Linked DNA regions of Homo sapiens: region 1 is linked to region 2. Evidence: chromatin loops called from intact Hi-C (ENCODE). Cell type or tissue: gastrocnemius medialis. All regions are shown on one strand. Each heading gives the region's core, and the rest is flanking DNA. Links, peaks and the distances in the headings are about the cores only.

Region 1 (15,759 bases), core at 3,025-11,024, 250 kb before region 2:
AGGTTGGTATTATTAATACCCGTTTTACAGTTGCACTTGGAAAAGGTGATTTGCCCACAGTCATGTAGCCTATAAGGTAAGATTTGAGTTCCGGCCTGTGTGAGTCCAAAGCCACTACACAGAAAATTCCCACCTGATACCACCCTGACCCACAACCACTCTCTTGTCCCAGCTTCTACAGCTCTCAGGGGAGGACTTGGCTTTTTAGAACAGGCTTGGCTGAAAGAGCAGTAGTAATAACCAATCAGATATAGCTCCAAAGTTGCCCATCTTACCAGGATGAGTTTTCCATCAATTAGCTCCCGCACAAGTGTGGTCTCTTGCCCGTCCCATTTCTGCAGGTGAACAAGTTTCCCTCCATCCAGTGTCACAATGGACTGTGGAAAGAGGGTAGAGGCCTGAGCTGTGATCTTAGTCAGGAATTGAGGGGCAGGGTGGGGTCTGGACACTGGGCCACAGAGCACACAGCCTTTGACCCAAACTAGTGATGGTGTGAGGACAAGAGCTCAGGCAATCCGCCTCCCAGCTATCCCTGCAAGACATCTAGTTCACCTCCAGCCTCTGCTCCACTACTGCCTTTCTGGGGAAGAGGCCTTCAGATATTAGGCAAGGAGGGAGAGGCAGGCAGTATGGTGGAGCCAGAGAGCCTGGCTCTGAGAAGTACCACAAGCCTTCAAGACAGACACTTATCTGTACTCTAGGTGATTCCCGTAGCCTGGTCCCCTCAGATACAGGTGGGATTTACTAGTCTATCCCTGGGAAAGACTGACTGAGGAGGAGGAGTAGTCCTGAGAATCTTTATCCAGCCTTGTGGTTAGTCCACATAATGTCTAAAAGACCCTTAGTGATAGGAAGTATTGGATAATTAGACTTCCTGCCCTGTATTCCTACACCTTTTCTTGGTCCACATCATGTGACCTCTTTAGCCAACAAGAGGGCAGCAACCACAAAGTCCTGTGACTGGATGCCCTTGAAGTGGTTCCTCAGCTCTGGGTGCTGCCAGCATACATACATCAGCTGGTTCTCATTTGGCAGCTCTTCCAGCTCTCTTTCCTAGGAGTTTGGGGGCCACAAGGCCAGGCTAAGGGATCCTGATGAGCAAGGTGGTTCAGTAGGAGAATCTGAGAAGGTTCTGTGTATTGTTTAGGTGATAAGGGGTATGAGGCCTGTCTCTTAGTGTGCTCTTTTTTATCCTTACCTTACTCCTTGTTCTCATTCCCCTAGTTTTTTTTGCCTACTCAGAGTAGATATTTTTGCCCTAGGCATTCCACAGGGCTATTGTGTTTAATTGGGGTTCTTGCCCCTTGAGAAAGTAGGCAAGTCCAAGGAGGTATGAGCAGGTGGTGGGGCAGCCACCTTTATCCAAGGTAGACTGCCATCTTTGGGCACCATCCCCAGCTCTGCTGCCAGCCACCTGTGTGATCCTGTTCTTTCTGGGGACAGCTATGAGGAAGAGGAAACAGCTGATGGGGCTGAATGATAGTGTCATGATAGAACACTGCTATAGGGACACCCTATAGAGGTCAAAGCCCTTAAGTTCTCTCGCTCCCATGCCTGGCCTGGAAGGCTGAGGCAAGCTGCCAAGACAGCCACTGCAGGGTGATAGAACCCTGGGAGGAGGGGCTAAGGCTTGGTGGGAAGACACTGCAAACACATTCATGACAAGGTGAATGCCCTATCACGGAACATAGCTCTTCCTGCCTGTCAGCTGGCAACACTGGAAATAGTTTGTCAGGGTCATTGGCCATGTCTGGGAGTTAGAAGTTGAAGCGGCATCTGAGTAGGTGCTTCTAGTTCCTGGCTGCCTTTTTTGCTGCTGGAGGTCACAATGACCTCACTCAGTGGAGGGCCCTGACTTCTGGGCATCATTCCTAAAGCACTTCAGGTCACAGCCATGGCCACATAACTCTGCCATCTATGGAAGGGGAAAGAAACCTAGAGCTACTGCATACCTTGCACAGGGTCACCCAGCTGGAGCTGGAGTAGATACTGAGGTCAGAAGAACATCCTGGCTCTGTGCTGCCCATTCCGAGGCAGACAATAGATGAATCCCAAGAAGGGAGGGAAGAAAACAAGAGGACAGAACTGACATGTATTTAGCATCAGTGGCATTCCAGCACTACACAGGCTTTATGAATCTTGTTTCATTTAAATTCCCCATGATAGTCTGCCCCTCAGGGTGCAATACCAGGGAGCCAAGACTACCAGCCTATTCTCTTTTAGAGTCTCAGCACTCTCCATTCCCCACCCCTGTTTCCCTGACTTACCTTGACCTTCCTGTCATCTGCTGTTGTCTCATCGAACTCCACCCCCAACTTAAAGCTGATCTCTGTGTTCTTGAAGGTGCTGTGTGTTTTTAGGGTGAGAATGTCCCCATTCTTTTCGATGATTGTGGTAGGCTTGGTCATGCTGGCCACCTGCCTGGTAGCAAAACCCACACCTGAGGGTAGGGGGAAGGTTATGAGTATATGAGCTGGGGTAGAGAAGCAGTGTACAAGAAACTCAATGAATAACTCTCAGGCCTGGGTATGGGGAAGTGGAGGACTGTATCTTTCAAAGCCTTTGCATGGGAATTTTAAAATTCAGTCTTGCGCTTAGTTCTGTTTGGTGAACACAGATAACTGATCCCATTAGATGAGAGATACTTAAGGAACAGCAGTGCCATAGCAAGTCAGTGGCAGAGCTGGGATTAGAATAAGCTACTATTGGGCCAAGTGTGGTGGCTCACGCCTGTAATCACACTTTGGGAGGCCAAGGCAGGCGGATCACATGAGGCCAGGAGTTTAAGACCAGCCTGGCCAATATGGTGAAACCCGTCTCTACTAAAAATACAAAAAATTAGCCAGATGTGGTGGTATGTGCCTGTAATCCCAGCTACTCAGGAGGCTGAGGCTGAGAATTGCTTGAACCTAGGAGGTGGAGGTTGCAGTGAGTCGAGATTGTGCCACTGCACTCCAGCCTAGCCAACAGAGTGAGATTCCACCTCAAAAAAAAAAAAAAAGCTACTATTAAGTACTATGAGCTTTTTGTGTAGTAAGAACTGTACATGTTATCTCATTTAGTTCTTCCTGTTCTTCTGAAGACTGTTTCCACGTTACAGATACAAAAACAGAGGTAAAGCCCAGGGTCACAAATCTGAGATTGAAGCCCAGAATTGTCTGAGTCCAGAGCTTGCTTAAGTGCTCAGCTATACTACCTCCCAAGGCTGGAGCATAAGGCTGCCTTCCAGGGCACCTGAAAAGCTCTCAAAGCCTTAGGAATAAGGCTGAGGAAAGAAGAGAAACATAGACTTTCCCTTCCAAAGCCTTAGGCATAGGAGTTTTCCAACTTTGGAAGTTTTTACCCTGAAACTAAGAAGTGTTAGTGCTCTTGTCCCTTATACATGGCAACCCATCATTTTCAAAGCCTGTTATCTATGATCTAGGAGTTAGGTACAAAGGAAGTATTTGTCCTATTGTGCAGATTCAGGAGGAGCCTAAAGCGGTAGCAACAATGAGTTAGACTCAAACCCGTCTCCTGACTCCCAGTCTAAGGCTTTACAGAGACTCTCTTCCTGACCCAAGCATGGCTTCCTTGGGTACTGGGCAAAGTCCTAAGTGTCCTGCAACCAAGTAAAGAACAAAGAACTAATCATGACTGCCCCCTCTCCCCCCAGCAGCTTAACATTGAACTGTCTTCCAAGGCAAAGGTGAGGCAGGAGGCAGCCCAGTGTAGTGAGGTGGTGTGTGTAAAGTCTCCAAATGTACCTGGCTACATAGTGCTTGCTGGAAGCTAGGTACTCTGCACATGCCCTACATGGGTTGTTTTACTTAATGCTTGTAACAGCCTCGAAGCGTAGATTATCCCCAGTTTACAATGAAGAGTGCGAAGTGTCTTGTCGAAATTCAAAGAGAATAAACTACTGACATAGATTTGAACCTCGGCTCCAAAACTGTTGACTATTTTCACTGGGCGATTCTGTCCAGCACATACTCAATCCAGGCCAGCAGTTGTGCCTGTGGTCACTGGTACTAGACGGGACCTCTTTGCCCCTTGAGAGCCCTAGGTCTACAGCAGGAGGGGCAGGGGCTGCCTCTGCTGTTATGCTGTCAGCCCACCCTTGCTTGGCCAGTGAGGAACTTGGCATTGCCCCTTGGTATCAGGATGAGTCAGGCCAATCACACTCCCTTGCACAGAGCAGGACCTTGTCACGGCACTGGGAGCTCTGTTCACTTAGGATCTACCCAGAGGTATGGAGTGTTTGAAAAGGAAACCACTGCGGGATGAGTGAGGGTCTGAACCAAGAGAAACTAAGAATATTGAGCTGACAGAATTTAGGAGACTCAGGGAGATCTGGGTTCTACTTAGAAATGAAGCCAGCACTACTTACTGAGAGCTGAGGAGGGTATTTTCCCAGGCTTTCCATTCCTACGATGAGAATGCTGGCTGCCTTAACATAAGCTGCTGAAAGATAACAGGACTTCAGGGAGACCAGCCCGCTGACCCAACTCGGGGCAGAATAAGGGAACAAGAATGGTAAAGTTGTTGCAGCTCAATTCAAGACTCAGCTCTGGCCCAGCTTTGGAAGGAGGAACTAAATCTGGGCATTCCAACTTCCCAATAGCTGCTGGGCTGTGTTCGTGGGGGCTGGGGGCTGCTCCTCTAAGAATGACTGCCTGCCTAGAATTACTGGGCATAGCGCCCAAGATAGGGTAGAGGCCGTTGAGAGCTTTGACCTCTCCATCTAAGCCCAAAGCAGTAGAAGAAGGGCTGAGGTCAATCATTAGCTAAGCAGTTTCTACTTTTCTTCCCACTCGCAGGGCCTGTAGGGTAGTGGGAAGAGCTCTGGGTTACAGATCTAGAAACCTTAGATTTTCATATTGGCTCTGCTGTGGAATTGTTATAATACATTTCTACTCTCCTGGTTTCAGTTTCCCTGTTGAACTAGATGGTATGGGAATCTCCAAGTTCCTCACCTGTGAGATTCTTTGAATCCTGATTCTTCTCCATCCCAACACCACAGCAGTTCTCCACATCCTCCTAAACCAGTGATCCTCCCTCCCAGGTCTTGACCTTGCCTTGGGACCCTCTACTGCACATCAGAAGTCCAATGGCTTTCTCTGCCTACCCCTCGCACAGATAGGTGAGCCTTGGGTTGCAGGAAAGGCCCAGCTGATCATGGGCCTCTTGCCCCACCCTACCACGAGGCTCACAGACAGTGATGAAGGCCTGGATACATAGACTGCAGGACAAGGTCAGACTGGCTGGTGAGAAAGGGCATTCTCCAGCAAGAATTCTCTTCCCTAACCAAGCAGAGATGGGGATTGCTGCTTACTGCAGGTTCCTGTCTTACGTCCTTCTCATATCTGATTCACTGATCCACAGTTTTTTCCCCACTAATCTTTTTCCTCCTAGGTATTTCCTACTTGTTTACATCATTGTACACTCCCTGGCTGCCCCATTCCCTTTCTGGGTTCAGTCTCCTCCAATTTCTAAACTACCCATGCCCCTGTTCTTTTTCTCCCCTGGCTACACTCCCTTTCCTGTGATCAGTGTTCTTTATCCAAACCCTCCTCCTACCTCCAAATCACATATCCCTCTTCCTGGAAAGAGCCTCCCACACAGCTGCCTCCTTCCACCACCTCCCTACCGTGGTCTCTAACCAGATTTGGACCACCAAAGCCCCCTCTGAACAGGCCCCACCTGCTCTAGGCCAGGCTGCCATCTCCGCGCTCCCCTATTCCCCAGTCTTAACCAGGAGGGATGCGGCAGGAGTGCTGCGTGGGGCTAGGCACGCCACCAGCCAGTCCCCAAGCCAACATCCTGAGCCCCGCGGCTTGCTCACCGAGTGACTTCATGTAGTCATCGAAATTCTTGCTGTCCACTAGCTTCCAGGTGCCCAGGAAAGCGTCCACCATAGTGATGCTGGGCTAGGCTGAGAGAAGCTACAAGAGAGCAGGCGTGCAAGGGCTCCGACGGCGGCTCCCTGCCCGGGCTGCCGCTTTAAATAGCCCTCGCATCACATGAGGAGACGTGGCCCACGCCCCCGGCTCCCGAAATAGGAAGCCCCAGGCTAGGGCTCACCCAGGAGGGGCTGGTGCGCCCATCCCCCAACCCACCGAGGTGGGTGGGGACCAGCCAGTGGCGCCCTGCTAGCCTGCGTCAGCGCCAGTGCCTGGCCCCCGAGTCCCTACCCCAGGCTGGTAGGACCTTCTCCCTTTCCTGGCCTCTAGGCACTCTGGAATCTGAGAAGGAAGCAGCCAACACCAGCCCGAGAGCTAGGGCGCATGCCATGGTGGATATCTTCCCGTCCCCCAGTCCCTCTTTGAGCTTAGCGTCAGAGCAGAGATGAGACTAGAAAAGCAAAACGCCCTTGGGCTGGTGCCCACGCCGGGGAAAGCTCTGGTTGACTTCTGGCACGGGCATCTGTCCTCGTTTTACAAGTGAGGAGTCCGAGGCTCACAGGGGAACTGACAAGGTCTCAAGAAATAGGAGGGGGTGAATGGAGCTCAGATTGCAAGCTTAGTCTAGCGGGCTTCAGAGCTCGCGCTCTCCCTTCACTCTCACTGCCTGGTGGCGGAGACAGTCACCAGCGGCTCGGTCTGCGGCTGAGCTGACCTTGTCCTCTGCCTGTTTTGAGCAAAAGCCTGACCCTTCGCGCCCCGCCCGCCTCACACGTGCTTGCCCCTCCCTGCGGAATGTCTCCTGCTGGCCCTCCTCCGTCCCCACCCCACCCCACCATCTAGCTCCCCACCCGCCCCTGCAAGTGCTCTGGGCTTTTCCGGTTTCTTCGCACAGCTCCGAGCTTTAGCTCAGGTCGTTCCCAGCTCCCCTCCTGCAGAAATTCTGCCAATTCGGTCAGCTCTTCAAGGCCCATGGCTGCCTTCCCCACCTGCCGCCCTTTCTTTGGCCTGTGCACACTAGCAAGCCGCCTGCACTTTTGGGTAATTTGCTGCCTCCTTTCGAGAGCCTGTTGTGCGGTGGTTTGTCACTGTATAGTTTACTAAGCACTTTCAGTAAAAATAAGACCTGCCTTGTCTTGCTATTTATTGCATGCTGAGGGCTTTGGGTGTATTGTTTCATTGAACTTTTTATTTTATTATTATTTTTTAGAGACAAAGTCTCTCGCTGTGTCTCCCAGGCTGGAGTACTGTGACGCCATCATAGCTCACTGCAGCCTCAAACTCCGGGGCTCAGGGGATCCTCCTACCTTAGCCTCCCCAGCAGCTGGGACTATAGGCACACGCCACCACACCTGGCCTCATTGGACTTTTAAAGCAAAATCCATGAAGTAGGTGTTACTGTATTATTTTCTCTTTTTAAAAAGGTGAACAAGTTGAAGCTCTGAGGAGCTCACTCATTAATTCAGCAGTTAATAAAGCACCTACTTTGTGCCAGGCCCTGCTTTGGAGAGAGACAACAGGGAACAAGACACACATTCACCTCTGGGCAGCCAGACATAAAACTAGCGTGGTGCCTCTAAAGGGAGTCCTGTCCTGTCCTGACCTGAGGGCCCAATGTAGACTTCTCAAAGGAAGTGAGGTATAAATGAATTTCTGAGGGATGGCAGGAGGCCCTGCACACCAAGGAGTAGTGCCGAACTGAATTTCAGCCAGCAGCAGCCTGTCCAGGGTGGGCCTGCAGGAGCCAACACAGGAGCCCAGAGGCCTGCCACGTGCGTAGAGTATGGCAGGCCCTCCTTCCTGGGACTCTGTTTCTCCATGTGCAAACCCTGCCTCCCTTCCCTGGACTGTTCTGAGAACAAGGCCAGGGAGGAAGAGCCCTCTCCCCACCCTAAGATCTTGATTCCTTTGGACGGTCCAGTTGCCAGAAGACTCAGAGGCTCATTTCTGCCAAAGCTATAGGGACAGGCTTCAGGGCTGGGCATGGAGCCTTGGTGATCTCACTGTTGGAACAGGTGCCAGGAGAGGAGGAGGGGGAAAAGATGATTTCTGACTCAAGGTCGCAGCCCTCACACATAGGGCCTCCTCTCAAGGACTGTGTGGCCAGGAACTAGAACTGACTCCTTATGTGGCCCTTGTAATGCAATGATGGAGAGCTGGGGCTGGGCTAATGGCTGCTGGCAGATCTGCGTTCTGATCTGAATTTTGTTGGGTACTAGCTGTGTGGCCTTGGGCAATTCACTTAAGCCATTCTGAGTCTCCATTTTTTTTTTTTTTTTTTTGAGAAGGAGTCTCGTTGCCCAGGCTGAAGTGCAGTGGTGTGATCTTGGCTCACTGCAACCTCCACCTCCTGGGTTCAAGCAATTCTCCTGCCTCAGCCTCCCAAGTAGCTGGGATTACAGGCAACTGCCACCACATCTGGATAATTTTTGTATTTTTAGTAGAGACGGGGTTTCGCCATGTTGGCCAGGCTGGTCTTAAACTCCTGACCTCAGGTGATCTGCCCACCTGGACCTCCTAAAGTTCTGGGATTACAGGCATGAGCCACCACGCCAGCTTCAGTTTCATCTTTAAAATGAAGGGATTTTTTTTTGGAGATGGAGTCTTGCACTCTGTCACCCAGGCTGGAGTGCAATGGTGTTATCTCAGCTCACTGCAACCTCTGCCTCCCAGGTTCAAGTGATTCTCCTGCCTCAGCCTCCCAGGTTCAAGTGATTCTCCTGCCTCAGCCTCCCAAGTAGCTGGGACTATAGGCGCGGGCCACCGCGCCAGGCTAATTTTTATATTTTTAGTAGAGACGGGGTTTCACCATATTGGCCAGGCTGGCCTTGAACTCCTGACCTCAAGTGATCCGCCTGCCTTGGCCTCCCAAAGTGCTGGGATTACAGGCATGAGCCACCACGCCTGGCCTATTTATTTATTTGGAGAGAGTCTCACTCTGTCACTCAGGCTGGAGTGCAGTGGCATGATCTCAGCTCATGGCATTCTTGACCTCCCAGACTCAAGGGATCCTCCCACCTCAGCCTCCTGAGTAGTTAGGACTACAGGCGCATGGCACCACGCCTGGCTAATTTTTTGTGCATTTTTTTGGTAGAGACAGGGTTTTGCCGTGTTGCCCAGGCTGGTGTTGGACTCCTGGCCTCAAGCAATCTGCTTGCCTCGGCTTCCAAAGTGCTGAGACTACAGGTGTGAGCCACGACACCTGGCCCGAGATAATACATTTAAATGCTAAGCATGGTTGACTTACGAAAGTTCACTGCTGCTGCTCCTCCTGCTGCTATTGTTATTGTCTCCAGGGATAGTGCAGACACCTAAGACCTAGTCTGAGCTCTGCCACTACCTACTGAGTTAGTTACCTGAGGCAGATTGCTTTGCTTCTTTAATCCTCAGTTTTATTATTTCTGGGACAGGATTAGAAAGGGCTTCAACTGAAAAAGGGGCTATAGAGGTTTTTCAGAATGGGTTGGGGTGGGGTCACTGCCAGAAAATCCATTTGCTCCCTCTCTTGGGCCTGTCCAAATTGAGCAGCACGGGGCTTTGAGGAGCTCTACTCGACAAACCTCAGACCAACTACCCTCACTGCCCTTCCCTCACCTCGCCATGGTGCTCAGACCTGGGTCACCGAGGTTAACCCATAAGCCACACCCCATCTCCTTTCCTCCTGGTTTACACCCTTCTCCCTTCTAAGTATGTACAGTTCTCTCCTCATCCCTCTGATCTACCTGCATCCTCTTCCTCTGTTATGCTGACTACATTTGGGGAAGAATGTGAGCCCTGTCCCTTTTTGTACTCCTCTGTCTTGCCCTTGGCAGATCCAGATGTGGATATAACATCTGGCAGGCAGCAAGACCAGCGCCTGCCAAGAACAGCATCTCCCCAGCCCTCATCCTATGGTGAGGTCACTGTTCTATGTTTCCACGGCAACCACAGGCTGGGAAGATGGAGAAGAGGAGAGATGAGTAACCAGAAGCCAGCCAATGAGATGAGCTGCAGCACCGGATGATCCATGGGGCCATGGGGAGCGGGGACAAGGGAGGCCTGCTCAGCATGTTCAGCTGTTTCCTGGACCCTCCCTGCCATCTGGATGCCTCCACTAGAGAATGTGCTACTAGCACCAGGAAAGAGCTAGAGGCTGAAGAAGCTGAGTAGAAGCTCTGCTGACCCAAGAACATGGCCCTCCTTTTTTGCCTCTTCAGGGTCTAAGTCTATGGTTGCTGACTACCCCCGCCCCATCCCACCCCTAATATCTGCAACTGGGAACTTTTCCCATTTGCTGGGAATGATGGTGGGGCTCTTTCTGCCTCTGCCTGCCATAGAACCAGCAAGTCTTAGACATCCCTTCTTTTTATGCCCTTGGTCCATGGGGTCTTTGTTACCAGAAAGGGGTCCCAATCCAGACCCCAAGAGAGAGTTCTTGCATCTCACACAAGAAAGAATTCGGGGCAAATCCGCAGAATAAAGTAAAAGCAAGTTTATTAGAGAAGTAAAGAAATGTCTGTTTAGTAAATTATTAACCTGTTCCCTTAACTCTTAACTGTAAACATTTTGTGACTAAGAATGTTTCACCTTGTGGGAATGCATCCCAGCCAGGTCTCAGCTTCATTTTATCCAGCCTCTATTCAAGATGGAGTCACTCTGGTTAGAATGCCTCTGACATCTTCAGATGCAGTGTCTTTGGAAAGAGCCCTGATTCTAAACTCCAGGCCTGCATTTACTAGCTAGAGACCTAGAACAAGCTCCCTTTCCCCCTTCTGAGTCTTGTTTTCTCCCAAATAGAGGAAGGCCATCAACTTCTCAGGGTTGTTAGGACAATTAAAAGAGATAACAAATGGAAAGCCTACCGTGCACTAATATTGAAGGAATAGTAACTCCTTTCTCCTTTCCTCCTTCCAGTTCTTTTCCCCGGGATATTTGAGTAAGCCAAGGCCCTTTGAGACCCTGAATAAGTAGGAAAGGATTCAAGTATATGGCCAACTCCTCTTCATTGAGGTCACAGAGTGGCCTTCAGATCTTGGACATAAGTTTCCTCATATTTCCCTTTCTCTCTCTTTAAATATTCATTCATTCTACCAATCTTAATTGAGCACCTCCTATGGCCAGGCACTGTGCTAGGCTCAGTGAGGATCCAGGGTGAACAGGAGAGCTCCCTGCTCTCACTTAGCTCACAGTGCAGGGGGATTGCAGCTACAGTGGGTGGAGTGTTCTTTCTGCCACTAGGAAATCTGCTTCCTTGTTCCCCAAGAGTTCCAGATACTGTGGGCTGGAGAGAACAAATGATGGCAGAAGGTAGAGGTTTACTCAACACCAATTTGCTTCTAAGAAACTGCTGCCTGTGGCAGAATGCTCCCTGAAATGAGAACAATGACCCTCCCTGCCCTGGGGGACAGGGGGTACCTCAGTGGGGAGGGGCAATCTGCCTTCTCAGAAGCCATCCTCTCCCTGTTGCTGACAGAAGAAAGCCCAGACTGTATAGCCTGGTCTCATCTATTTCCTTGGTCTAATTTGTTGCTGAAATCCTTTTTAAGAAGAGTTTCTGGCGGAGAATAAGGTATAGTATATTGACAAGATCGGGTGCATTCAGGGTGGTATGGTTGTAGACAGGTACAGTATATTGAATGAATGAACAAATGAGTGAGTGAAGGAGAGAATCTATCTACCTCCCTAGTTTTAGGGGCTCTGGAGTGAGACTTGGGTTCCAGTCTTGCCATATGTATACAACAGCTGTGTGACCTCGGGCAAGTCATGATCTCACTGGGTCTCAGTTTCTAAATCTGCAAAGAGCATTATCACTATTCTCACCTAGCCAGCCTCCCAAGGACTCTGAGAAGCTAGGGGAGGACAAATTGAGGAATGCAGCACAAAGGATGTTTCTCCAACTCCTGGCCTCAAGCGATCCTCCTGCCTCAGCCTCTCCAGTAGCTGGGACAGGCGTACCTGGTTTATGTTTTTTCTCTTCCAGCCTCCTTCCTTGGCTGCCTGTGGTCCTTAGCACAAGACCCACTTTCTTTGACATGACCCCATAGCCACAGCCTAAGCATCACAGCCCACACACTCTAGCCCCTACCTGCCTCTCCCAGCTTTCCACACACACTGCAGCCATTCTGACCTTTTTGTACCTTGAGGGGACACCATGTTTCTCTCTTTATGTTTGCCAGCAGTGCTCTTCCTCACCCCTACAGTCTTTTCTTTTTTAAAAAATCTTTATATATATATATTTTTTTAGACAGTCCAGCTCTGTCACCTAGGCTGGAGTGCAATGGTGCAATCTCGGCTCATTGCAACCTGTGCCTCCCAGGTTCAAGCGATGTTCATGCCTCAGTCCCCTGGGTAGCTGGGATTACAGGCATCTGCCACCACACCTGGCTAATTTTTGTATTTTTAGTAGAGATGGGGTTTCACCATGTTAACCAGGCTGGTCTCCAACTCCTGACCTCAAGTGATCCACCTGCCTCAGCCTCCCAAAGTGCTAGGATTACAGGCATGAACCACCACACCCGGCCAACTCCTACTCATTTTTCAGCTTTCAGCATAACTATCCTGCTTCTGGGTAACACCATCTTCCCTGGCCTTCCCTATCCTGCTTTGATGTTTGTTTCAGAGTCTGTCTTTGCCATTACACCGGAGGCCCTTAGAGGGCTGGGACCCAGTCTGTGTTGCTTCTTGCTGTGCACAGGACCTGGCATGTATTTGTGGAGTGGACAGTCTCTCCAGAGAAAAAGAAAGCCACTTGTTCTTGCAGTGTTCTCTCTGTTTTGAAATTCTGACACCATCACCATCTCCTCCACTACTCTCAACTTTCCTCCTGCCAAAGTATCCTGTTTTGTGTCCTCTTTCTCACTCCATCCCTGAGGGCCAGTAGCCTGGGCCACTTCCTGTGTGTGGTGGGGCCCCAAGTACTCCCAGGTGAGAATTGCCCTTTGGAAAGCATGAGGGTAGCCTGGATCTCAACAGCAGCTTTTTTGGGGGGATGGGGCTATTCCCAGAAAGTGATTAAACCAGGCCCCAGACCTGGGGCTGACCCTGGCTCCCTCCTCAAACTTCAGTTTCCTTTTCTCTCAAATGAAAAAAAGGTTGCCTCTGCAAAACTCTAAATAGCCTCTAATATTGGATTAGGTAAAGTATAATTAGAAAGGTAAACCTTAGGCTTATAAAATGGCACCTCACATCACCATGAGGTCTCAAGCATGTTCATGTGCCATGTGGCCTGGCCTCCATCCCCTCTTCTGGCACCAAACACATGGTCCAGTAGTCATGCCTCATAATGCATTCTATTCAGGAACAGCTTACCCAAGATTGTGGAAGGATTCAAGCAGCTCCCGGAGACCTGACGAGCCTGGTTGGTGTGGACAGATGCCCACTGTTGTCCCTGGGTGAGGAGAGCTGGCAAGCCATGGCAGGGTGGCTGGCAGGGAGTGTGTCTTGGCCTCAGGAGTCTGAGGCCAGATGTGTTCCAGGAAGCAAGTACAAAGCCAACACTGTCAGCCTGGCTTGGGCTGAGATCTTGGGAGTTATCCGGGATGGGTTGATGGGGCAGCAACCCAGGACTCTATAGTAAACAAAGACACTGGATAGGAAAAGGAAGGAGCCCATTTGCAGGAAGGACTGGGTGGGCTGGGGGTGACCAGGACTGGAGCCCAGGGTGAAAGATTTCTCCTTGTAAAGGTTGGCGGTGGGAGGACCATGAGGTTAGAGGGATAGGATCAGAGTCAGGAAAAGATAAAGTCAGATGAAGAAGGCTGTCCTTAGAATGGGATCACCCTGTGCAGGAGTAAAAACAGTCCAGGTCATGCCTGTAATCCTAGCACTTTGGGAGGCCAAGGAGGGGCAGATCACTTGAGGTCAGGAGTTCAAGACCAGTCTGGCCAACATGGTGAAACCCTGACTCTACTAAAAATAAAAAAACATTAGCCAGGCATGGTGGCGGGCACCTGTAATCCCAGCTACTCGGGAGGCTGAGGCAAGAGAATTGCTTGAACCCAAGAGGCAGAGGTTGCGGTGAGCCAAGATCACGCCACCACACTCCAGCCTGGGCAACAGAGTGAGATTCTGTCTCAAAACAAACAAACAAACAAACAAACAAACAAACAAAAAACCAGCCCAGGCAGCACTAGGAGTCATAGTAGGCTGGTATATGTCTGGCTACCGATTCTTCTCCCACCACTGGTGAGCCAGTTTATGACCTGTCAGAGGAAATGGGGAGGAGGCATAAAGACCACCAAGGAAAGTTGGGAGACACAATACCTGCATGAACTTGGACAAGTCAGTCTCTCTGTGCCTGTTTCCTCCTCTGTGTGATGAGGATAGTAATGTCTAACCTTTCGAGAGAATAAATGAGATTGTGGGTATAGAGAAGCTTTGTGTGCTATGAGCCAGGTGCAGAAAATTGTGGCTAACATTGGTGCAGCACTCCCTGAGCACTGCACCGGACTTAGCAGCTTTTTGTCTTTCAAACTCATGTCACCCTGACGATAACCTAGTGAGGCAGGTACTATTCTCATCCCTGATTTACAGATGACAGCCAGGATTTGCACTCAGATAGAGTGGTTCTAGAGCTTGCGTGGCTTAACCATTATTCTACACTGGCTCTCCCTGTGACAGTGTTCACCCTGCCTTCTCTGTGACCTTGGGCCAGTCTCTTTTCTTCAGTGTTCCCAACTCTATGGTAGGAGGTTGGGCCAGATGATTTATTTAATCCCTCAAGCTTTGGCAGTCAGTGGTTCAGGAAAGGAACTTCCAAGTAGGGGAGAGGGCGAGGTGGGGCCAGAGCAGAGACAGGACAAACTTTTCCAGTTTGTCATCAGTGAGTAGGCTGGTAGACTCCCCTTTGCCCTATAAGTGGGGCCAAGGGAGCAGGTGATGCTCAGCCCCAGCCTGAAATATTCACTGGTCCCTGAGGATCACTGAGGTCTGACCACCAGGTCCGCCTGCCAATAGTCAGGCAAGGCCCATCTGCTTCTGCTAACAGACTCCAGAGGATTCTTCTTCAGTATTCAGTCTCTACCTGCCCATTCTGGGCCCCTGTCCCCTCACCCAGGGTCAGTTTATCTGGGCACCAGGCCTGGTGTGGGGCCTGGGGATGGGGCTATTTATAGATGTCTTCTGTCTCCTTGGCCTGGGCCTCTAGCCAGATTAGGCCATTCACACACATGCGTGTGCACACACACATTTTCTCTGTCAATCACTCATTGAACTTGACTGTCACTAGTCTGATGCCTGGCCTCATGCTGAGTATGGATAACCAACAGATGACCTAGACTTGGTCCCTGCCCTCATAGAGGGATGGGAGAGGTGGACTTGTCTACAGACTATGACAATACAGAAAGGCTATTACTATCACATAGGGCTGTCTCTATACCATGGAATACCATGGAGGGAGGGAGCCCCCCACTCTGCCAGAAAAGTCAGGAAAGGCTTCATACGGAGGCACTCTTTGGGCTGGGTCTTGAAGGATAGGCACATAGGAGTCCACTAGATGTGGGGAGGGGAATTGGGAAAGCAGAGGAGAAGGATTCATTGAGAGAGGATGAGATTTTCCTGATGATTGCCCTGGGGTGACAGCAGAAGATAAAAATGGCAAGTGATGAGAATGGAAAGATAATGTAGGGCACACAGGAGAAGACCTTGCTCATCATCCAGGAGTCTGGCCTTCCTTCTGAAAGCAGTTGAGAGTAATGGAGGATTTCGGGCAGGGGACCTTCATGATCTGATTTGTATTATGGGAAGAGTTCCCTGTCTGCTGTGTGGAGGCTGCATGGAAGATATCAGTTAGGTGGCTGTGGCAGCTGTCCAGACTGCACAGTCTGGCAGGGCTCAGCCATGCACCCACTGCAACTAGAGAGAGGGGGAAAGGGAAGAGGACACACTCCTCCTAATTAAA
Region 2 (15,759 bases), core at 3,012-11,011:
CCACATTTACACAGCCAGTAAGTGGTGGAGTCAGGATTTGCACTGCCCTGCACCTGCCGTCAGCCTCCTCACTCACCTACTCTCACATCGCTGGGTGGCCCCCAAAATGACCGACGTTGTGTCCCCGTGGGGCAGGCTGTGTCCGTGTCAGTGGCAGTGCTAACTCTCAGCTTCATCGCCCTGGACCGCTGGTATGCCATCTGCCACCCACTATTGTTCAAGAGCACAGCCCGGCGGGCCCGTGGCTCCATCCTGGGCATCTGGGCTGTGTCGCTGGCCATCATGGTGCCCCAGGCTGCAGTCATGGAATGCAGCAGTGTGCTGCCTGAGCTAGCCAACCGCACACGGCTCTTCTCAGTCTGTGATGAACGCTGGGCAGGTAATGGTGGAAGCCTCAAGCAGGCATCCCCTCAGGTGGGCACTTTGGGAGCACGTACCCCTAGGACAGGCATCTAGCAGGGTCCCTTCCAAAGTGGGAAATCCCAGAGCAGGTATTTCCCTAGGGGACACCCTAGACTGGCTCCTACCAGGGATACTCCCAGGGTGGGTGCCTCCCCTCATGTAGACATCTGCTCTAGTGTAGATGTCCTTCCAGGAGGGACAACCCAAGTTGGACAACTCCAGGGTCTCTGTCTGTCATGGTGGCTGTATGGGGTCCAGCTGCTCCTAGGCCTTGCTTTGGCCGTAGTCAGGACAGGGTGGCATTGCTAACCAGGGCAGGGTGGGGCTCACGGATTGGGCCTGACTCTGCATCTCTTGACCCCTGCAGATGACCTCTATCCCAAGATCTACCACAGTTGCTTCTTTATTGTCACCTACCTGGCCCCACTGGGCCTCATGGCCATGGCCTATTTCCAGATATTCCGCAAGCTCTGGGGCCGCCAGGTGAGGCCCACTCTGGGCAGGGGCTAGGCCAGTCACTGTGTGGGCTGGGGGTGGGAGGGCTACTGGTCTAACTGAGTAGGCAGTCCTCTGCCATCAGCACATGCCATCTTGGCTGCAACCAAAGAGAGGGGAAGCCCAGAGACACGTCAAACTCAAGGCCAAAAGCACCAGTGGCTACCCTGGAATGGAATAGTAACACGTCCTTCTATTAGTGGTTGGCGTTTATTGAAGTATCCACTCCCAGATAATCTTGCATCCTCTTAGCCACCATATATTACCCACATTAAATATATGAGAAAACCGAGACCCAGAAGATCAACATAACTTCCCCCAAACCACTCAGCTAGTGAGTAGATCAGGAACTAAAGCCCAGATCTGTGAGCTCCCACTGCTCAGTTTAGTACCACTGCAACAATAATAATAGCAACTCCGTGGTGCTTGCCAAATTAGGCACTTTGCATCCAATGTCTTAACAACTATCTAACAAAAGAAGCAACATTACCCACGTCACAAATGCCAAATAAGGGCAACCAACTTGCCAGATTCAACAGCAGCAGAGCCTTCTGGTTCCAGGGCCTGTCTTCTTTCCTGCATTACAGACTGACCCACGGTGGGTTTCTTAGGTTTTTGGGGGGCAGGGGTGGTCAGAGGCCCTTGGCCTAGCGAGTGGGAGTCCTGGATTGGCGTCTGGGCGGTGAGAAAAGGCAGGCCAGAACATGACCAGGCTCAGGAAGGGACTCTCACACTTGGGGATGTCACCTACATTCCACAGGAAGTACTGGCTTGCACCCAGGCCATGCCGGGCAGCGGATGGGGACACGGACTGGCTGTGACCCAGGTCCTGCCTTGGAGGAGCACCCAGTCCAGTAGGACCCTTCCTGACTGGCCAGCCCTGTAGTCCACCAACACTCATCATCTGCTCCCCACAGACCCCCCAGCCAAGCAGGACACAGGCACGATCCTCCTCATTTGACAGATATGAAAGCAAGGCTTAGAAAGGAAAATGAGGTGGCTAAGGTCACATAGCTCACGAATGGCTGAGCTGGCTCTAGACCCGCGTTTCCAGAACTCCAGCCCCATGCCCCTCTGTGGTGGGTGATTTGAGTGTCCGGTGGCAGGAGAGGCTTCTCCAGGAGCCCAGAACCACCCCAGGCTTATGGGCACTGGCCCAGGCCATTCGATGCTGCCCACCTGCTCACCCCTTGCCCAGGCCTCCTCATAGTCTGGTATGATCCAGGGGAGGCACAACTCACCCCCACCCCTACCCTCAAAGATAGTGTTGGAGATTTAGGGAGGATGGATGGGCAGTTGACAGGATGTGGCCTGGGGTCTTGTCAAGGTTCCCCACCTCTTTGAGTCTTAGTTGCCTCATCTATACCTAAGGACCAATAATATCTTTCCACAAGGCGTGTTGTAGAGGGTTTCACAAAGAGCTAATGGAAAATGAAAGTCTAGGCTGGGCGCAGTGGCTCACACCTGTATTCCCAGCACTTTGGGAGGCTGAGGCAGGCGGATCACCTAAGGTCAGGAGTTCAAGACCAGCCTGGCCAACGTGGTGAAACCCCATCTCTACTAAAAATACAAAACTTAGCCCGGTGTGGTGGCGCACACCTGTAATCCCAGCTACTCGGGAGGCGAGATTGAAGAGAGCCAAGATTGCACCATTGCACTCCAGCTTAGGTGACAAGAGTGAAATGCCATCTCAAAAAAAAAAAAAAAAGAAAAGAAAAGAAAATGAAAGTCTATCGTTCACTCTCAAGTCCAGAGTGTTAGTCTATCATAAACATTAGATTCCTTCCTCTTGCAAGGGTTTTATCCTTTTGCCCATCTCCACCCTGCCCGGGGTCCAGCCTGGAGTAGGCCCCACAAAAGGCAACCACCCTCCCAAGGTGCTGTACCCACCACTGCTGTCTCTATGTGTGCTGGACAGATCCCCGGCACCACCTCAGCACTGGTGCGGAACTGGAAGCGCCCCTCAGACCAGCTGGGGGACCTGGAGCAGGGCCTGAGTGGAGAGCCCCAGCCCCGGGCCCGCGCCTTCCTGGCTGAAGTGAAGCAGATGCGTGCACGGAGGAAGACAGCCAAGATGCTGATGGTGGTGCTGCTGGTCTTCGCCCTCTGCTACCTGCCCATCAGCGTCCTCAATGTCCTTAAGAGGTGAGAGCACGGGGTATGGTTGGGGTGGGGAGAAGTTTGAGGTTGGGGAAGGAGCTCTCCTTGCTTGGGAGAAAGACCTGGCTCCACCCCTTCTCCACTATGTGATCTTGGGCAGGCCATTTCTCTTCTCTGAGCCTCCATCTCCTAGGGCTATCGTGAAAATTCACGCATTCATTCACTTAATCATCACATTTTAGGGGGCTGGAAATACAATGAACAAGTGCATAAGACAGACAAAGTCCCTGCCTTCATGGAGGCTGCATTCTAGCAGGAGAGAAGGGAAGTAAATAGAAGAATCAATGTATATTATAATGTCAGGCAGTGATAACTGCTGGGAAGAAAAATAAAATAGGACAGAGAGTGACAATGATAAGGGTTGGTGGGTTTTTGCTTTTGCTTTAGATACAATGGTTTAAAAAAAGCAGGGGGCCGGGTGCAGTGGCTCACATCTGTAATCCCAACACGTTGGGAGGCCAAGGAGGGAGGATCGCTTGAGGCCAGGAGTTCAAGATCAGCCCGGGCAACATAATGAGACTTCGTCTCTACTAAAATTCAAAAAATTAGCCAGCCATGGTGGCATGTGCCTGTAGTTCTAGCTACACAGACTGAGGTGGAAGAATAGCTTGAGCCCAGGAGGTTGAGGCTGCAGCGAACCATGATTGCACCACTGCACTCCAGCCTGGGTGACACAGCTGTCTCAAAAAAAAAAAAAAAAAAAAAAAGCCTTTCCAAGGAAATGACATTTGAGCAGAGACTTGAAGGAAGTGAGAGAGCTAACCATGCACGTGTCTGTAGGGACAGCCAAAGAGGGTCGCAGGGCGCTGGGGAGAGAATGCAGGCTATTGGACAGAAGACAGTTTCACTTTGAGATTGTGCTTGGCCACTTCCTGGTTGTGTGATCTTCGGCATGTCACTTTACTTCTCTGAGCCTCAGTTTCCTTAATGGAAAAATGGATGATGTCTATGATTCATCATGTTGCTGTGAGGATGGATGAGAAAGTGGATGGGAAGCCCCAGGGGATCCGATGGCCAGGAGGCTAGAGATGCCCATCACGGTGCTTGATACCCTCCATGCTTGAGAACCCCAAACCCTGGCCAAGACCTCAGGTACAGAAGGCCAGGAAACGTGGACAGAAGTGGGCAGTAGGAACTCTTGCACTTTACAGCTCAGGTTCTGTGAGCAGCACTCCCCCAGTACATGCATACGCAGCTACCCCATTTCTGACGCTCCTCCACCCTGGGCCTAGGGTGTTCGGGATGTTCCGCCAAGCCAGTGACCGCGAAGCTGTCTACGCCTGCTTCACCTTCTCCCACTGGCTGGTGTACGCCAACAGCGCTGCCAACCCCATCATCTACAACTTCCTCAGTGGTGAGCAGGCTGGGGATGCAAAATGACTGAGGGTGGCCAACAGTCCACATGACAAGTCTCCCCATCCCCAAGCCAGGGCCCAAATAAAGGATGGTGGGTGAGGATGTACCTGCTGTGGGCACAGTGATCCTGCTCTGGGAGGACCCACCCCAAGCGGCCCTGGCCTGAGTGGGAGACGGGCCACACTCCCTACAGTGGCTGGCACCCAGGATCCAGTTTTGCAGATTCTGCAGACCAGTGAGTGAGTGGAAGGGCAGGGGCTAGGCCAGCTCACCCCCAACTCCCACCCTGGGTGCAGGCACAGCAAGACCTCCAATCAGCTCAGGCAGAGGAGTCCATCCTCCCCGGAGGGAGTCAGACCTGTGGGAGGAGGGCCCTGGAGCCCCTGCCCGAGGAAGGATTGCACAGTCCAGGTGTCAGGGCTAAAGTAGGGTCACTCTGAGAGACAAGCCAGGCCCAGGGAAGGGCTTCGCCGGCTCAGCTAGACACACTGGCAGAGTGACCGGAATCTCAGGGGTTGTCCCCTCTGGAAGTCTTCCTCCCCTGCCACCCCCACTCCCACTCCAGGCCTCTCCTCTCTGCTGTCCCACAGTGCCCACCCCCTCCCTCTACCTCCCAGTCTCAGGGTGGTAATGGCTCTGAGGCTGAGCTCAGCAGAAGTCTGACTCACCAGCCCTCTGACTTTGGGAATAGACTTCTAAAGAACAGGTCCAGATGACTGTTGAAGCCTGGACAGAAATAATCTTTGAGGAACTATTAAAAGGTTAAAGAAAGGATCAGGAGTCAATAGTATAACCCTCATTGAGACTCAAGAATTACTCAACAAGGCTGGCTGCGGGTTTCCAGGTCAGAAAAGAGAATAGATGATGAGCTGTGTGGGGAGGGGAGGGCAGACAGACTTACTGACACATATGCCTTTGTTTGGCCTATGTTTACTGAGCACCTACTATGTGCTTGACCCTGTGCTGGGCACCAGAGAGGCTGGCAGCCTAATGACACATGATCAAAGGGGCTTCAGCCTGACAAAATCTGTTTCCCTGGTATACTTGGGCTGAATAATGTGGTGTGGTGGTCCCTCCTTCCCTCCTCCCCCTTGAGAAGGGCTTTGGAATTAGAATTGGGTTCAGCTTCTGGCTGGGTGGACTTGGGCAAGCCACTGTACCTCTGTGCATCTCATCTGTGAAGTGAGGATAAAGGACTCCAGCCTTTCAGGGTGCTGGGATGCTCTGGCGGACAGAGGCTGAGGCGCCCAGCACAGCGTGACTGCCAAATGCAAAAGGGCTGCTGCTGCCGTCATTTTCATCATCAAAGGGCAGAGAGGACACAAGCCTCGCAACAGATAGTGACCCCCACGTACACACCAAGGAGAGCAGAGGTGACCTGAGGCCCCCGAGCCAGACACCACGTTTTGAGTCAGCCTCCGAGCCAGAGCACAGTCAAGGAATCAGATGGCAATTGCGTCTCTCCTTGGGAACCCGCTCCAGGGCTTCTGTCCTCTCTCTCTGGCGGTGCCGAGGTTGCCTCAGGGCTCTCCCTCCCAGCTCTATCCCTCCCTCCCTCCCCGCCCCCTCATAGGCAGCTTGGCTGGAGCTGCGTGGGTGTCCCTGGGCTCAAGGCCCCTTCCTGCTGCATCTGTCTCCTTATGGCTGTGTCTTTTGTCTCCCAACCAAGGCAAATTCCGGGAGCAGTTTAAGGCTGCCTTCTCCTGCTGCCTGCCTGGCCTGGGTCCCTGCGGCTCTCTGAAGGCCCCTAGTCCCCGCTCCTCTGCCAGCCACAAGTCCTTGTCCTTGCAGAGCCGATGCTCCATCTCCAAAATCTCTGAGCATGTGGTGCTCACCAGCGTCACCACAGTGCTGCCCTGAGCGAGGGCTGCCCTGGAGGCTCCGGCTCGGGGGATCTGCCCCTACCCCTCATGGAAAGACAGCTGGATGTGGTGAAAGGCTGTGGCTTCAGTCCTGGGTTTCTGCCTGTGTGACTCTGGATAAGTCACTTCCTCTGTCTGAGCTTGTGTCCCCTAAGCAGGGTTGATGTGAGGATTAAGCATGCTGAAGCAAGTGGAAAGCTCCTTGTAAACTGTGAAGTGTTGTGGACATGATTATTGTTGTACTTCTCTCATTTGGCCATACCCCACAGTATAATCTGTCCCCATCCTCCTTCCAGAGCTTGGTCATCCTCCTAAAGACCCCTTTCCTACCCAATTACAGGCCTTCCCTGGAGTCTGCTCTAAAGGTCCCAACAGGCATTTCCATCTTGTTCCATGGCTCCCTGAAGCCCAGGGCTGCACTTGGCCAGCTGTTCTGATGCCTGTGTGAACTAATCTGGGCCCAGCCTTTCTCCAGCGGGCCACGAGCACAGCCCCACCCTAACCAGGTGCCAAGGGCACACACCACAGACCCGACCTTGTTGGCTTTGTGGTGTGATAAAACACTCTCCATGGCCACTTGGCAGAGAGGCCAGCAGCCCGAAGCAACTGTAATTAAAAGCCTGGCACTGAATGTTCCCTTTCCTTGTCATTGCACAAAATCTGTGCTGCTTAGGTTAGGAGCAGAAGAAGGTGGGGAAGCTGGGGGGAGGGAAGACAAGAAGGCACTAGAATGCTCTTATCTGCTGACCTCCCACCCCCACCACACGGGATCCCAGATGGACTCAGCCAGGCCTCGGCACACGTGGTGCTGCCTCCTCATGCGGTGCCAATCCTGTGACGCCGGGACCTCACCCCTCGACACAACTGTCTGCTCACAGGCCCAGTGGCCTGGGGAAGGTAAGGGGGGCCGGGTGGGCAGATAGCGGGTTAACAGGCTGATTTACTGTTATCTTCATCTTCTTGGAAACCAAGGCTTGCGCCTATTTTCTATGAACTCACAGGATAAAAAGAGAAAGCCACAGACTTGGCCAGACATGCTCCGTCTGCCACCGAGATTTTAAGGCTGCCAAAGGCCCTGAGCCTTGTTGCCAGAGAAGGACGTGGAGTGCAGCCTGAAGTGCTACTCTGCTGAGAGGAACAGGGACATCTGGCAGGGGCCAGCTCTGCTATGCATACCACCAGGTCTGCTTAACTTGATTAATAGAGCTGTGGGCTCCCTCTGACCTCAACCGTCAAGAACGTGGGCAGAGCCCTGGTGCTGCCAGGGGCCCAGCCCAGGAGTGTTGAAGCACTGCTCCTCCTAAGCACCCCGCTTTACCCAGAGCAGGTGGAATGTGTGGTCTAAGTATGCCACCTGCTCTCCACACGACTTACCAGCCCAGCTCTCTGTGGACGGGGCAGAGCTCTAGCTGCTGCCAGGAGGATGGGCTCTCCTGCCCATTCCACACTCCCACTGGCCTTAGGATCCAAAGCGGTTGGCACAGTGCATAGGTAGGCTTGGAGGTGAGTGTGCAGAATGAGGTATGAGGGCTGGCCCCCAAGCTCAGAACCAACCGTGCTTACAAGATCAATCCAGGTCTTGGGCTCCTCAGCCTCAGCTGAGCACAAAGGTGAGAGACTACAATTGGCACCATCGGGTTTCAGCAGACACTTGGTTCAGTGGGAACAAAGAAACAACAGGCGCTGCTCCTAATGGCTGCACGCTCTGCTGGCTGAACCCAGCACCATGGGGGGCCTCAGCCCTCCACTCTGGGGGACTCAGATAAACTGAAGAAAATTCAGGGGAGGTGACCAGGATGCCAAGGGCAGAGATGCTCAGCGAGGGACTGCTCAAGAGCCCAGGGCTATCTGGCCCAGGGAAGAGAGGACTTGGGGAAAATGTGGTATATAGGGTAGGCTCCACTATATAGAGGGTTGGCATGCATAAAGGGTGATGTATGTCCTGGGTGGCCCACAGAGAAAACCACAGCAAATGGTGGTGTCTTCAAGATGGCAGGATTTAGAATCCACATAAGGAAGATGTTTCTGCCAGTCATGGAGGAAATGGGCTGCCTTGAAAGGCACTGAGTTCTTTGCCTTTGGCGAAGCAGAGGCCAGACTCACATGGGGACTATGAACGGAATTTTAGCTCTGGATGGGGGCTGGCCTCTGGGAACTGGATTCCATCTAATGCGGGGATTCTAGCACTACAGCAGCCCAGAGGAGAATGCAACTGACCTGGCTAAGCCCGACACACTGCTGGGCCTCACTGACCTGCAAAACAGTCATAGTTACTTCCAACTACCCACTGCAGGGAGGAGAGCCCTGCACAGGGCCTCAGAGCTCTTTATCTCAAAAAGCCAAAAGATAATCACCATTACCCAGAATAAAGCCCCCTGGCAAACTAGAATGTCTGGTGTCTTTGGCTTTTGATTGAAATGTGGTCAGCTCATTAGAGACACTCGGTGTAGACTGGGTATTATGCTGATCTAAAGATCTGACTTGCAAGTACAGATGTCTGTGCTTAATAAAAGTGGGGAGAACGTTATGACTTAATAAATGGAGTTTGTCTGGAAGATAAAACTAGGGCCTGAGAAAATAGAAAAGGCCAGGCTATGAAGTTTGAGGTAGCTGCTTTCAACCCAGAATGCCAGCCCTAAAACTGCTATGAAATAGCTTCCTAAATAGACCTTCAGGCCATACTGAACTGAACCCGGCAGGCCCCTCAGCTGGCTACCCTATACTTCAACTTCCCTCTGGCAGTGGAGAGGAGCCCCACATAGGCAATGTCCCCCCAAGCTGCTGCTTTCTGCATGGCGTGGTGTATAGGATGTACTTAAATAGTCACTGAAAGGATGAGTGGATGGACCTGTAGCTGAGAAATCATGGTGGAAAACATGGAACTCCAGAGTTTCATCCTTTTATTGAAGCTTACAATTTCACTGGACTTTTGGCCCCAAATGAAAAAAAATGCAAATTAAAAAAAGTATTGGCAGGGAGAGGTGACCACTGTCTCCTGGAGACTGAAGCCGAGCAGAGCATGGCAGGCAAGTGAGGGGTCCCAGCTGCAGAGGGCAGAAGCCTGGCCAAAGATGCCCAGGGAGCAGATTTGTCTGAGCAGGGCCAGCCCCAGGCAGCTAGAAGTTAACACACAAGGATTTATGGGTGTGGCAGAATCCAAGCCACTGGTCCCATAGACAGATCTCTCTCATGCTTGGTCAGATTCCACTTTGGAGAAAATGGGCTCGTTTGACAGGATGGCCTGGTGAGGGAACACAGGTACTAACGGTAACAGGCCGATGAACACTCACCACTGGCATCAGGGTGGAGCTCAGCTGACTGGACACTAACTCCATTACAAGGACCTGCTCCTGGTGCCAGGCTGTGCCACTCAACTGCTCATGGCCATCAGGACATTCAACTTCTATCCTCTCCTCCATCAGGCCCCTATCTGTGTGGCCTCAGCCCCGGTCCTCACTATTTGGTGGCTATGATGCAGGACTCTCCACCCTCTTTTGGAACAGTGTTGCATCAAGCAAGGGAGAATGTTCTTCTAGAGGGACAGGAAAAGAAGAGATGTCCACATACTTCTCTCACTCTAAGAAGCCAGGAAAGGTCCCTGGTGCACTCCACTCTCCACAGATGGTTGGGTCATAGCATCCGAGAAGCTGTCATGGTGACGAAGTCCTCGAAGCTGAGCCGAATGTTGCCTTGTACAGCTGTGTCCTTCTCCCGGAAGGCCTCTGTCAGCACCTGCAGCTGGGTGCACACCTGGATGAAGCGGTCAAGCTGCATGGCAGGATTGGCAGAGCGTGGGCAGTAGCGGGAGACCAGAAGCTGGGTGAACTGGGGGCTCAGGTTGTAGCCCATTTGGGACAGAGCTGGAGAAGAGGGGCACACAGACCAGACACACAAAAACCTGCCATGAGCACCTCCATCAATCAGGAATACTGGATCACAACAGTTCAAGGAACTTCGAGAGGATGGGCACAGAAGCACAAAGAGGGTAGAGAAATCCCAAGGGTCTGTCTAAGATGTCAGAAACACAACAGGGACCGTGTCTGGATGCTCCCCTTAGGTGGAAGGCCCTCATCCCTCTTTCTCCAAATCTCCATTATTGTCTCTTCAACTGAGGCTCAGGGGATTGCAGAGACGACAACGGACTATCCGCAATCATCTCTGATTCGTTTGCATTCCAAAAGGAAGCCTGAGCTCCCAGGACCACCTTGCCTGGGGCAGACATCAGAGGCAGTACAGCAGAGGTATGAGGACCTGCTCTGGAGTCAGCCACTGGGCAAGTTGCTTAGCCTCACTATCCCTATCTTATCATCTCTAAAATGGGGATAATACTTAACTTGTAGGTTCTAGTAAGGATTAAAACGGGTGATCATGTAAAGCACTTAGCACAGTGACTGGCACAGAAAAAGCACTTGGTAAATGCTATTTTAATAAAGTCACTGTCACTCCAAGGTCTCTTGGAGCATCCTGTCTCTTCACTGGGATGCTTCCTTCCTTCCTCTGTTCAGAACTTACCAGGCCAGGCTAAAACCTCAGCTCTCCATTTGTTATGCGGGCCCTTGGGCAGGTTACCTACACTAAACCTCAGTTTTCTCACCGGTAAAAGGGAGATTATAAGGGATTCTTCATTGAAGGGTGTGGAATTATAAATAGTACCTAGCACATGGGAAGAATGAATTACATAAGCCTATTAAAAATAGCAAGCATTCAGTAAATACGTTTTGTTGTGGTTAATATCACCCTTACTAATATCCACGACAAAAGCTGGCAAGAGTAGGTGATTACTATAGGTCATCTCCCCTCCCTTTTACTGGGGGCAGATGTGGTGCACTCACTCCTGCCCACAGACCTCCTTAGTCTGAATGAAATCCACAGCCTGGGCAAAGGACTAGACTCTCTGGGGAGCCCTTTCTCCCTCCTGGGTGGCAAAGCTCCCTCTTGGGTCCTCCCCCAACCTCTTACTAACCTGCCTGAGCCCAAACTGTGGCCTTCTGCCTTACACAGTCAGTTTGGAACCAGACCTGGGGCTGTGGCCTCAGGTCATCTTCCCCAACTGCAACTTTTAGAGTGCTCAGGGTCCCAAAAGTTGGGAAAGAAACTGTCCACTAGCAGAGGTGGCAACAGACCCATCTTTCTGAGCCCTGTTCAGGGCTCTTTCCATTCTACATGCTAGAAACTGGAGAGAAAGGAGTCACCCAAGCCACACACACTGGTCTCATAGTCCTTAAGGTGCCAAGTTTCCATCCTTAAGGCTCCCTGTGGCTGGGGCCGTCTCACCCAGCACTCCAGGGTCCAGCCCTGATTCTGGACCCAGGTGTTTCCTTGCCCTGGCTCTTGGCTCAGTGCCCCAGCTGGGTCAAAGAAGGGGTGAGGGATGCAGGCCTGCACTGAGAACAGCATTTTGTAGTGCAGGTGGACATTCGGTAACAAGAGGAAACCCCTTTGTTGTATCTTAGGGTGTAAAGAGAAGAGTCTAGCTCTGTCCTGCCCATCGTGCCCCGGCCATGACCCGCACCTTGCTGCAGCTCTGTGTAGCTAATGGAGCCCGAGCGGTCCCGGTCATACTGCTGGAAGAGGTTCTTCCACTGCTGGATGAATTTCCACAGGGCTGAGAAGCCGTAGACATCGATGCGGCCTGACTTGGTCTTGTCAAACATGTCTGAAGGTGAGGAGGGAAAGGAGGGGAGGAAGGCTTCAAGACTGAAGGCCAAGGGTCCCCCTCAGGACCCATTGAGGCAGCCCTTCTCTCCAGGCTGGAGTAGGCGACTTCACAGAACCAAGCCCTGAGGCCCAGATGCCTGCACCTGAGACACCCACATCAAGCGTTGCACCGTCCTCCTACTCTGGACACCTTTAGCCCCACCCCATCCAGAACTGCATTTTCTCTGCAGGCTTGGCACCTGACCCCTCCCTGCTGTTTCCTACAGGGGAGGGAGTACCATTCTACAGAAGAGGAAACTAAGTTAACCTGTAACTAGGCAGGGTCTAGAACTTAAGAAAGATCTCAGGAAAAGAGCTCTCAGTCTAGGGGATCTCACCCTGAACCTAGCTTCCTCCCCACAGTCCTCCCTGGTCAATGAATTTCTCTTCAGAATGTCCACCCACCCACCTACCCACCTACTGTCCACTATCAGGTGGCTCTGCCCCAGCTCAGGCCCAAGGGCAAGGCGGAGACTCACTTATCATCATGAGGCAGGTCTCATCATTGAATGAAGACCAATTGCAGTTGACCAGGGCCTGCTTTAGCTCCTTCATGGAGATATAGCCACTGTGATCTGAGTCCACCGACTGGAACCAGGAGTAGGCCTCAGGATCCACATTGGGAGGGGCGCCACCTGGAGGAAGGGGTGTGAAGGCCATCAACAGAAATGCCAGGAAGGGCCAGCCTCAGTAACTTCCTGGCTACAGGTTTCTCCTACACACGAAGCTTCACAAATTCACCTTCCCTGTCTTCCATCAAGCTGACATTCTTACTCTGATGGAAGAGGACCTTCAGTGAAGATTCATGAGTATTTGCAGTTGATTTCTATTCCATGAGTCCTCTGGAGTTCTCGTATAGTGTTCCAGACACTACTCTTAATTGATTTTATGTTTTTAAGGAACGGGGACCTGTACCCCTGTAGCATTTCAAGAATTCTCTGGAAAAGGTAAACTGCGAGATGGGGGAATGGGTGGTAGATAAAAGTGTAGAAGTGGCCAGGCACAGTGGCTCACGACTGTAATCCCAGCACTTTGGGAAGCCGAGGCAGGCGGATCACCTGAGGTCGGGAGTTTGAGACCAGCTTGACCAACATGGAGAAACCCCGTCTCTACTAAAAATAGAAAATTAGCCGGGCATGGTGGCACATGCCTGTAATCCCAGCTACTGGGGAGGCTGAAGCAGGAGAATCGCTTGAACCCGGGAGGTGGAGGTTGTGGTGAGCCAAGATCACGCCATTGCACTCCAGCCTGGGCAACAAAAGCGAAACTCCATCTCAAAAAAAAAAAAACAAAAAAACCCAAAAAAAACAGTGTAGAAGCTGGTAAGTCTGTCTACCTTAGGACACTGAGTTAACTGGCCACAATCGGGGTCCCTTCACACAAAGACAGCCATGGGCAGTTGTGGAGGACAGAAACCACTGCCTAGTACCAAAGCCCAGTAAGGACAGAGGGAAAAAGGTATGCCTGACTTAGGGATTAGTCTGACTTCCTTGGAAAAATCCGGGCAGGTTCTAGCCATCTTCCTAAAACATCGGTGTCATAGGGGAGCAAGGGCCACAGCCCCAGGGCAGGAGAGATTCTGTGACATGTTTGAACTGTGTAGTTTGTATAGAAGGGCTCAGGCTTTGGAATCAAAGCAGACCTGGATTCAAACCCTGGATCTGATCCTTACTAGCTTGTGTGACTTTAGGCAAAATGTACAATTTTCTGAGTAATGATTTTCACATTTCTAAAATGAACCCATTTCCCCAGAATTGTTGTGATGATTAAATGAGATAACAGCAAAATAAAATCCTCAGCAAAGAGCCTGGAATGTGTGTCTTCTGAGATATTTTCACAGAGAAACGGATATTTAAACTGAGTTTCTCCCCATGGTAGGCTACATTATCGTCTCCTGGCTAATAATCTCTAGCCAGGAGACACAGTCTGCACACCCACAGACATTGTACTAATATGGTACAATGGTTTAAAAGGCCAGTTCAATAATCTATTATTAGATTACTTGCTAATCTCCCCTTCCCTATAAGAGCATTGTACATCCTCTCCCACTGCCTGGTGGCTTGCAGAGGGGCATCCTTTCCCATCCTACTGATGTCAGTCTTGATCAGGGGGTGCTCTGGCCAAAAGAATGCAAGTGGGCAAGACATACAGTACTTCAGAGAAGCTTTAAGAGGCATTGTGCATTCTTGCTAGCTCTCCTGCTCCTTCTCTCTGCCACAAAGATAACATATCCCAAACAGGAGCTGCTCCTTCAGCATGTATCCCTGAATGAAAAAGACACAGGGAACAGAAACTCAACAGCCAGCTAACAGCTGCTGACATGTAAGCAAAAGAAAGTAAGCATGAGCAAGCAATACAAATAAATGCTTGCAACAAAACTAGCTGACAAACTTATCATTTTGAGGATACACACTGAAGCTGGAAGCAAGATGCTAAGGTGCCAGAGACCAGGCTGCCTGCACACCCACAGGAAGGACAAAGGCTGGCCATGGATAACTCAGAACCACGTCAGAGGTACCCGGAGTCCAAGATTACTACTTACCCTGTCCATAAAGCCCAGGCTGCTGGGCACCGTAGGAACTTGGAGGTGGCTGACCATAGGGGCCCCCGGGAGCTGCACCGCCATATGGTCCTCCTGGAGTTCCAGAGGGGAACATCCCAGGATTGGGGTGTCCATAGGGCCCTCCACCAGCTGGTGGTCCATAAGGCCCTCCAGGGGCAGGACCCCCATAACCACCACCAGGGGGTAGCCCACTACCATACTGCCCTCCACTATTGGGGGGTCCAGGGTAGTAGCTACCCGGAGGGGCTCCTGGTGCTTGTCCTGCAGCTCCTGGGCAGCCCTGCAGGAAGAGCAAGATATCAGTCAGAATGATGAGGCCAGAAACTAGGCAGAGTATGGCACTTTACAACCATAAAGCACTTCCACCACCATCCTTTCAACTGATCCTATAGGTAGGGTTGGAATTATGATCTCACTGCTCAGATGGGCAAACTGAGGCTTCCAGAGGAGCAACGAGTTACCCAAAGTCACCCCGCCAATGACCTGCAGAGTCAGGGTTGAAATCCTCCTTTCCTAACTCTCCTTTCCTGCACATCAAGGGGCTCCACAAGGGCTAGGATCCTGTCTGGTTTGTCACTTTATCCCCAGCTCCCAGTGTAGAATGGATACTTGGTAAATATTTCCTGTATGAATGAATAGGCAAATGAATCAAACAGAATTCCAAATGCCCATCCTGTGGTACTCCCATCTCTATCTGCAGAACTCATGGGGCAAACGCAGTCTCTAACACACACCCCTGACCCTCATCAGTCACAAATGACATAGCTATAGCATGGATTCATCCACAGCATGTCTTCCTTACCCTGATGTAAAAACATTTCCCTATCCTCACTCACAACTCTGTGAGGCAGGCAGGGGAGACCCTATTCCTAAGGCAATACGATACAATGCTTTCAAAGGCCAGTTCAACAGCTAGGCGTGGTGGCTCACAGCTGTGTAATCACAGCACTTTGGAAGTCTGAGGCGGGCAGACTGCTTGAGCCCAGGAGTTAGAGACCAGCCTGGGCAACACAGAAAAACAACATCTCTACTAAAAACCTGGGCAACATAGAAAAACTACATCTCTATTTAAAAAATACAAAAATTAGCCAGGTGTGGTGGCGCACACCTATAGTCCCAATGACTCAGGAGGCTAAGGTGGGAGGATCACCTGAGCCTGGGGAGGTCGAGGCTACAGTGAGCCATGATCACACAACTGTACTCCAGCCTGGGTGACAGAGTAAG

The links. A loop is a pair of places that touch in the nucleus more often than their neighbours do. Peaks named below come from ENCODE experiments on the same cell type or tissue, not always from the same donor. Only the 100,000 strongest peaks of a DNase experiment are listed, where the experiment ranks them.
Region 1: a loop joins it to region 2, with 7 times the contacts of the local background. A loop is called at or near these places in 3 of 110 quality-filtered maps.

What each region holds. Positions count from the first base shown.
Region 1 is chr1:31,367,118-31,382,876 of GRCh38, forward strand. FABP3 (fatty acid binding protein 3) reads right to left here and starts at 5,959. Exons shown (of 4, transcript NM_004102.5): 1 at 5,825-5,959; 2 at 2,268-2,440; 3 at 276-377. The coding sequence starts at 5,897. It overlaps LOC124903892 (a long non-coding RNA gene), which reads left to right and starts at 7,182. Exons shown (of 2, transcript XR_007065573.1): 1 at 7,182-7,270; 2 at 9,695-10,370. RefSeq lists silencers at 6,145-6,439, 9,685-9,979. In gastrocnemius medialis, for the core only: a CTCF peak has its summit at 6,526; DNase peaks (open chromatin) are centred at 4,154, 5,178, 5,964, 6,644 and 2 weaker places; H3K4me3 peaks cover 4,346 bases; H3K27ac peaks cover 6,593 bases.
Region 2 is chr1:31,620,708-31,636,466 of GRCh38, forward strand. It overlaps HCRTR1 (hypocretin receptor 1), which reads left to right. Exons shown (of 9, transcript NM_001525.3): 5 at 136-379; 6 at 770-885; 7 at 2,816-3,042; 8 at 4,290-4,411; 9 at 6,083-6,906. The coding sequence ends at 6,273. PEF1 (penta-EF-hand domain containing 1) reads right to left here. Exons shown (of 5, transcript NM_012392.4): 2 at 14,515-14,815; 3 at 12,452-12,607; 4 at 11,788-11,931; 5 at 9,159-10,135. The coding sequence ends at 9,906. Among named protein-coding and RNA genes, the nearest start is that of HCRTR1, 11 kb to the left of the region's middle. RefSeq lists enhancers at 3,822-3,971, 4,156-4,656, 4,657-5,157. In gastrocnemius medialis, for the core only: no CTCF peak of the experiment used is centred there; DNase peaks (open chromatin) are centred at 5,894, 6,804, 6,984, 7,444 and 2 weaker places; H3K4me3 peaks cover 811 bases; H3K27ac peaks cover 5,962 bases.